Linked DNA regions of Homo sapiens: region 2 is linked to region 1. A link is an interaction called in ENCODE POLR2A ChIA-PET data of the cell type or tissue named here. Cell type or tissue: OCI-LY7. All regions are shown on one strand. Links, peaks and the distances in the headings refer to the core of each region. The heading gives the core; the rest is flanking DNA.

Region 1 (4,404 bases), core at 122-4,121:
TTACAATCGCCTATAAATTTGTCTTTTAAACAGGCTGTTACAATTCAACTGGAAAAAAAGCTATGAAACTTAAAATTGTGTCTATACAATTAATTATGAGTAGATGGTGATCATGTAAGAATCACTGACAAAATTACATGTAAATCATTTAAGAGCAACAAAAGACAGGTGAAATTTAATAACTTCAATCTAAAAACTTTAAGGCATACACACACGTACACACAACGTATAAAATATATAATCATTAAAATGTCTGTTGAAAATTTAGGGCTTGGTTTAACGTACCGGAGTTCTTTCCTAGGTTCTTAGTTTTTAAAAGTGGTTTTTTAAAATAGCAATTTATATAACAGACACATTTCTCAGCATAGTTGCATCCTCTTTCCCTTCCACTAAAGGAGAGATTTACAAAACATGTATAAAAAAATAGGAATGCTCAAATTTATTCTTCCCTCTTTCTGATAATTCATATATATATATATATGATTTAAAACTAAGTCTTAAGAACCATCTTTGAAGAGATAAAGGAAAGGAAAAAGCCCTTAGGGTAGAAGGAATCATTTCCTGGAAATACTACTAAATACACACTTAAGGAGGGGTGAGAGTTGGCATCATGAGACTGTATCTTTCTATTCCAAAGGGTAAGTACAAGACAGGTTGCAAATTGGCCCAAACTATGGAAACTACCACACTGTGGTCAGCACCCACAGCTTCCGCAGATTCTAGATTCAAATGCCACCTCATCACACTGTCATCCCTACCCACCCTTCACAACAGGTAAACAGGAAAAAAATAATCAAGGTGAATGATTTTCAAAGAGTTCCCTGGTGATTTTGATACTCCCCTCACCTGTCCCCCAGAATGAAAACTAGAGAGCTAAGTGTATGCTGCCTCATGTTCTCACCCTTAAAACCCTGTATATTAAAATATCTGATAACCCCTGGTTCCAATGGACTCCTCCCTTGCCCAGTTTTAGAGTCCAAAGTTGTGGTTTCAGCCAGACAGGTGTCAAAGTCAAAAAAGTATTTCTGAACAGATACAGATGTCAGGCCACAAAACTGAAGGCTTGTAAAAACAATGTCTATACTATATAGAGTTGAACCAGGCTGGCATCTTTATGATCTGGGCATCCACTAGGTAGGAGTTTACAGATACCCTAGTTTATCCTATCTGTTCTGTTCCAACCACTGGTATTCACACATTAAGTTTGCAGAAGAGGTTCTCCAGCTAGACTCACAGAAAGAGCTTCAGGACTAAATTCTGCAAAGACAAAAAAACAGGCTGAGTAGAAACTCAAACCCACCCAGGATAGATTACCTAAAGGTATTTCAGAGACATGTCCTAAGGTACCTCTTTTAAAGATATATAAAAAGGTGGTAGAAAGAGAAAGTCCAAAATTTCTGCAGAATTAAAACACACACAAAAAAGGTTGTTCTTTTGAGAGGGTATGGAAAGTATTCTAAATAGCATCATCTAAAATCTTTCCCCTCAAGAAGAAAAAGTAAAAAGTTTACAAGCTCAAATCTCTGCACTCCTCGCAGAAACCCCCATTTTGTTTGGCAGGCCTTCAGATGGCCTAGCTTAGCTGGCAAATATTCAAATACAGTTATTCAAAATATGTTAATGAGGCTAACGTGGTGTTTGCATCACATAACCCAACCCTCCCTTTCTTTGTGTGAACTGAACCTGTGCAGGTTAAAACAGGCGTGCCAAACACTTGCTAACTGAGATTACTGACTGTTGGCTGAGCAACTGCCAATTTAAAATAAGCAGTTAGGGAGAAGGGCTTTGCTCAAATGCATACTGTATTTAAAAATGGATACAGAGTTTCATTTTGATATTCAAGTGACTCCCACTCCCATATTCCTCTATGGGTATGAAAGCAAGCATTAACCATTTACATTCTTTAAGCACCATGTTCAAAGTATCCTAAAGATTCCAATGTACTTTACAAGTACTTTTTTAAAAACAATTTTCCAGTGAAATGTTTTTCATTCCACAAATGAAGAAATGGAAATAGCATTTACACATTGCATAGATAGGGATAACTGGAATCAAAAGTAGAACTCAGTTATTTTATCTGAGTTAATATACCTATTCAACAACATCTTCAGCACAATATCAAGTATTTCTTTTGTGGGTAAAATAAAATCACAAAGCAACTAACTGCTTGTCTTTGATTTGCACAAATTCTCAAAATTTGAATATTTCCCCCACAAAATCAGACTATCTTAACATTTTCATTCATCTTTCTCCCAGTCTCCCCCCGGCCCCGACCCAAAAAAAGGCATTGGCTTGTTTCTTCATCCACACAGACATTCCATACATAGCCTGAATTTCAGAACTTAGGCCATGCAGCTTCATGTTCAGCAGAACAGAAAGCACTGGTTCCCAAAAAAAATCTCAACACCTCGCACTCCCAAAATTAGTCTCCAAATCACCAGCCCTTATGTAGGAAAGCAGGATCCAGTATCATAAACTTAAAAAATTAAAGGAGGGTTGGAAGAAAGGTATAAATGAGATTACACTCTTACCCATGGTGACTCATTCTCATATGCTCAAGATTAAACAGAGCACTGAATCTAGGATGAGGAAAGAATTTTTTCCTCAGGGGAAGAAAGGGGTGTGGGATTTCCAAATGTGCACTACAGTAGGATCAGCTGTGTGGATCAGGTGAGCAAATCCCACATAATTAACTTCCTACTACTGTGAAGGAGCAAACACAGGTGAGGCGCACGCCTTCCTGAAAGGTATTTGCATAAAGACCCTTCTGTTGTTTCCAATGCTACTGAGATTGAACGGTGAAGCAGGAGAGATTGGGCTGGCACAACAATCTGAATACTTAACCTACTGTGCCGTGCACTTAAAAATGATTAAGATGGTCAAGTTTATGTTATGTGTTGTTGTTGTTGTTGTTTTGTTTTAAACACAATTGAAAATAAAAATTAAAAAGGCAGCAATTGGGATGAACTGCTCCACGAGACAGCTAAAAGGCTCTGGAAATGTGCAAGGGTTTGAATGCTGGAAATCACAGCAACCCACTAAAGATGGAGGTGGATATAGAAATGGTAATGAGAACAGCTCTGGTCTGGGCATCAGGAAGCTGTGTTCTAGTCTTATCTCTGCATGCTGAAACCAGCTGGCCTTGGACTCAGGGTATTTCCTAGGCCTAAATTAAGAATAGAAAGAGTAAAAAATGTTTTTCTTCTTTCATTAAGAAAAATTAGCCTTTATCCTCTTTGAGTCATTTTCTTCTCCTTGAGGTATTTCAATAAAAATCTCGAAGAAAATCTGTTCTGCTTTGGAAGTACATGGTTTAGAAAAACAACAGATCCTGTTTGAAAACAAACAGATGTTTTCAATGCTAGAACTTAGTTGAAGGATGAAAAATATTTCAGTATCTATGTTTCAATTTCACTTAGTAAAAGCATGGGCTTCTCAACATATAACTAATTCTCCAACTTGGGGCAAAGCACATTTGCTAAAAAATGTATTGTGCATAAAAGCTACTATAAAAGAGTATTTTTTAGTTATTTAAGAATCACTGGCATAAGCAGGTAGATATTAAAGATTTGGAAATCTCTGAGTATTAAAAATTATAACTTAAAACAAAGAAATAATGAATAACAATGTACTACACATTTTAAGTGAATCTATGCACATTTTCTATTCAAATATAAGTAAACAAAAATATTACAAGGTCAAATATGTATATTATAGTTTAATGATAAATCTTCTACACTAAGTTTTTTTTAAAAGAAACACTTCCCTTTAGTAACTTAGGCAAAGGGCAATAAATCTGCTTACCTAATATTTTGTAACCCTTTTTTTCTCTATACTTTAAACTCAAAATGGAAAACTGTAAGTTAAAATACCCCCACTGAAAATTTATAAGTGATTTCTCAATGTTGCATTTGGATAGCTATTTAATGTTATGCTTCTCTCTAAGAGCATTTACACTTGTTTTCAGAAAATATAAATATTCATTGGAAACACCCATCACTATGTTAAACAGTATATGAGTTAGAATAAATAACAAGGAAGAAAAAAAAATCTGAAAAAAAGTTAGGAATACTCAGAGGCTCATAAAAAGGAGATACACCAAGATATATACCAAGTGTACGATTTTAAAAACAAAAGAAAGCAAGAAAATAAGGTCACCTGAAATGAAGAGAGCAAGTCCTGAGCCCAGTCTTCAAAGTGCAGGGTACAAGTCACAGGAGTCTAGCCTTCCTTGATTGAGTAAATGGAAGAAGCTGGTTTTGGGTCTCCACCAGCATACAGCAACAACCCTTCTATTCACTTCAGAGCAAAGTGATCTACTAACTAAACTTACTCGGACTCTCAGTGCAATGAGAGGGTGTGGTAGACACTTCGTACAATAACAATAATGATCCTCAACACTTA
Region 2 (4,404 bases), core at 82-4,081, 120 kb after region 1:
ATGAGCAAATACTAAGTATTGTAAAATAAAAATTTGTAAAGCATACAATAATCATACAAATGCACCACAATAGGCTGGGTGTGGTGACTCATGCCTGTAATCCCAGCACTTTAGGAAGCCAAGGTGGGTAGATCACTTGAGGCCAGGAGTTTGAGACCAGCCTGGCCAACACGATGAAACCCCGTCTCCACTAAAATTATAAAAATTAGCCCGGTGTGGTAGTGCATGCCTATAATTCCAGCTACTGGGGAGGCCGAGGCAGGAGAATCGCTTGAACCCAGGAGGCGGAGGTTGCAGTGAGCTGAGATCGTGCCATTGCATTCCAGCCTGGGCTAGAAGAGTGAGATTCCATCTCAAAAAAAAAAAAAAAGTTTTTTCATGAACCTTATCATGACTTAGTGCACCAGTGACACTCTTGGACTTTCTGCTCTGTCCTGTGCTTCCTCTTTCTTCAATAGCCATTCATTTTAGTTAAGACAGAAATTTATCATACAAGATTTATTTTCATATAAAATTTTTCCTTTCTTTTTCACTTTTTTAACCAAACGTATAGTGTCATATCCATAAATTTCTTTACATCTCTCTTTCCTACTTACTGGTTTCTTTCTGTCTTGTTTCTATTTCTTTCCTAAATCCATATTTTGAATCAACCTTTAAATAAACTCCAAATTATATAAAATTATTCTTTTTCTCAATAAAGCCCACATTTTAGTGCCATCTTATAATTAATTTCCTAAAAAAAACCTTACTTTTCTGGCCACATTTTGCATATGAAATTATATAAAAATTAGAATTTCCAGGCCGAGAAGTAGCTCATGCCTGTAATCTCAACACTTTGGGAGGCTGAGGCGGGCAGCTCCCTTGAGGCCAGAAGCTTGAGACCAGCTTGGGCAACACGATGAAACCCCGTCTCCACTAAAATTACAAAAATTAGTCCACTGTGGTAGTGCATGCCTATAATTCCAGCTACTGGGGAGGCTGAGGCAGGAGAATTGCTTAAACCCAGGAGGTGGAGGTTGCAGTGACCCAAAAAAAAAAAAAAAAAAAAAAAAATTTTTAACTCTTAGTAACCTTAAATTTTAGCAAGCAATTTTAAACTGTCACATCTCAGTATTTTATAAATAAGAACCATTTTATAATTTTCAGAAACATGTTTTCTTATAATTTTTTAAATCTTAATTGGAAATGACCCAGATATTTAATGAGCATCTATTATTTAATTTAACATAACTTTAAGATTTTAAATTACATGAAAACTCCATTTACAGGCATTTATCTCATTTACAATTACCTAATCTATTAATTTTTAACAGTTTCGCTAGATTATTTATGCGAACTGAGATATTTATCAAAGCTAGTCACCATTTCAAAATATATTCCTTTTAGCCATTTTTATAACCTGTGAACATTAAGTGTTCACTTAAGTAAGAATCTTAAATACATGGGTATTTTGCAGATAACTCAGAAGGTGGGATTACAGGCGCCCACCACCATGCCTGGCTAATTTTTGTATTTTTAGTAGACACGAGGTTTCACCATCTTGGCCAGGCTGGTCTTGAACTCCTGACCTTGTGATCCACCCGCCTCGGCCTCCCAAAGTGCTGGGATTACAGGCGTGAGCCACTGCACCAGGCCGGTTCATGAAAAAACTTCATGAAATAAATTTTGCATGTGATTCAGTCGCCTTTAATTAAAAGGAAATTATTTATGTGTTCTTAAAGATTGAGCTTTGATGTTAAAAGTACATTAATACAAAACTAGAAATTTTGGTCTCCTATGTTAGAACAGCGAGATTTTCTTAAATTATTGATTTGATCTTAATAAAACTGCAAGAGGTTTTAATTTCTTTTCTTTCCTTTTTTTTTTTTTTTTTTTTGAGACGGAGTTTCACTCTTGTTAGCCAGGTTGGAATGTAGTGGCGTGATCTCGGCTCACTGCAACCTCCACCTCCCAGGTTCAAGTGATTCTCCTGCCTCAGCCTCCTGAGTGGCCGGGATTACAGGCACCTGCCACCATGCCCTGCTAATTTTTGTATTTTTAGTAGAGACGGGGTTTCTCCATGTTGGTCAGGCTGGTCTCGAACTACCGACCTCAGGTGATCCACCCGCCTTGGCCTCCCAAAGCGTTAGGATTACAGGCGTGAGCCACCGGGCCCGGCCAATGTTTCCATTTCTAATTCTGAACTCTATTCCTTTCTGAAACTTGTTTTTATCAAGATAATTCCCACATTATCTGTGTTAGATTTTTGATTACTTAGGAAAATGAAGCTTTAAAAGGATTGATTTTTACACCCATGCAACTTTTTGTATTCCTTCTGAAGTCTTTTGATTTTCACTCTGATTAAATGAACAATTATTATTTAACAATAAGCTGTGATTCTGTTAGGGTCAACTGTTTTGAATCTTTTGACATCTTTGGCAGGTTTCCCCAGGATCAAAATCCTAAGTTAAGTCTTATTGGCTTAAACTTAATTTTAAGATTATCTAGTTGGGCCCCTGGAGAGTTTCAAAGAATATATCTCTCATCTTATAGAGAGAGCAAATGATTAGACTTATTTGGTAAATTGTATGGGAGGCATTGTCAAATGGTAAGTAATAACAAATTTTCTCAGTTACATTTATTGGTATGTTATTGATGTCAATGTTACAAAAGTATGCAGATTCATAACAATATAATGCTAGTAGTCATAATTTTGGTTTTGTTAAATCTTTTCTAAAGTTATATTTGTATGGATATGTTATTAATGTGAATATTCAAGAGTATGTGAAACTTATTAAAATCTGATAGCCCTGATGTGATGTTATCAGTTATGATTCTGGTTATTATCTGAAAATGCTGCATGTAATAGAAATAACTAAATTTCCTTGTCAATTGGGAACTTTCATCAGATTTTAACCATGGCTATTTTAGGTTTTTGCCATCCATAGTTATTGTTTTGAACTCTTCTCTAAAAGCACTGGCAACCAACTACAGTCCAAAATTACTTTCATGAAAAGACTCTGACAAGTGCTCTTGAATACAGGCTTCTGATAACTTTGGAGATGATATCATTGAACTAGATAAAACCTTCCAGAACTCTAATAAAAAAAAAATGACGTGTTCATGAAGATTGCTAACATGACACCAAGCAGAACAAGAAGTACATGGGACTGAACTGATGAGGGAATAAAGTGATTTTTATGACCTTTTCATTGAAATATTGCTGATTCATTTTGTATTTTGTTTTTCAGAATCAAGAAAACTTATTTTCTTTTGAGCAATTTGTATCTTACAGTAATTGGTATTCTTTTGCAAGCAAAATTGAAACATTTACCTTTCTCTCTCTACCTGAATTCTCCAGGATTTGGAAAGTATTAATAAGCATTCTTATTTTATTTCAATATAGTTATTTGAATAAGTTCAATAGAATCTATTTTCTTTTGTTATAGGACATATTAGAAGCACTGGTTATTTTACCAAGGCTGTGGCTGGAATATTATATTTTCAAACATGGCAAGACTGCTTTGAAAGACTGGGATTGAAATTATAAAGCCAATATAAAGAGAAAGACTGGCCTGGTACCTGGTCTGCACAGCTCTCTTACAGGGTCCCTGACCTTGGGGTAAGTAAAGAATGTCACTTTCTGGCTGGGCACAGTGGCTCATGCCTGTAAGCCCAGCAGTTTGGGAGGCTGAGGTAGGCAGATTATTTGAGCTCAGAGTTTGAGACCAACCTGGGCAACATAGTGAAACCCTATCTGTACCAAAAAAAGCTTAAAAATTAGCTGGGTATGGTGGTGTGTACTTGTAGACCCAGCTACCTAGGAGGCTGAGGTGGGAGGATCACTTGAGCATGGGAGGTTAAGGCTGCTGTGGGCTGTGATCACACCACTGCACTCCAGCATGGGCAACAGAGCGAGACCCTGTCTCAAAAGAAAAAAATAAAAAGGCCAGCCACAGTGGCTCAAAGTGCTGTAATCCCAGCACTTGGAGAGACTGACACTGGAGGATGGCTTGAGTCCAGGAGTTCAAGACCAGCCTGGGCAATGTGGTGAGACCATGTCTTAAAAAAAAAAAAATTAGCTGGGCGTGGTGGCATGCACCTGTAAGTCCCAGCTACTCTGGAGGCTGAGGTGGGAGGATAACTTGAGACTGGGAGGTTGAAGCTGCTGTGAGCCATAATCATGCCACTGCACCCCAGCCTGGGTAACAGAACAAGGCCCTGTCTCACACACAAAAAAAGATGTCACTTTCTGACAGGCCAAGAATGTCAAGATACTTGGGGGACTTTAAGAAAAAAGGAATTCACCCCATTTGTACAGGCATTACACGCATATTCTCATGATGAATCCTTGATTTGGCTTGCTAGACTTGAGAGGCTCTTAAAAGTCTAATCCAAAATCCCTTATGAAAAAATTCCAGCAAA

Evidence for each region. ChIA-PET counts read pairs that join two places held together with the same protein. Peaks named below come from ENCODE experiments on the same cell type or tissue, not always from the same donor. Only the 100,000 strongest peaks of a DNase experiment are listed, where the experiment ranks them.
Region 2: POLR2A ChIA-PET joins it to region 1 with 5 read pairs; 4 of 35 experiments call an interaction of 5 or more read pairs at or near these places.

What each region holds. Positions count from the first base shown.
Region 1 is chr4:143,353,943-143,358,346 of GRCh38, reverse strand. The region is part of intron 1 of GAB1 (GRB2 associated binding protein 1); the gene reads right to left. Among named protein-coding and RNA genes, the nearest start is that of MIR3139, 13 kb to the right of the region's middle. In OCI-LY7, for the core only: no CTCF peak of the experiment used is centred there; DNase peaks (open chromatin) are centred at 996, 1,656, 2,736 and 3,106; H3K4me3 peaks cover 3,630 bases; H3K27ac peaks cover 4,000 bases.
Region 2 is chr4:143,235,103-143,239,506 of GRCh38, reverse strand. No RefSeq gene overlaps it. Among named protein-coding and RNA genes, the nearest start is that of USP38, 52 kb to the right of the region's middle. In OCI-LY7, for the core only: no CTCF peak of the experiment used is centred there; no DNase peak of the experiment used is centred there.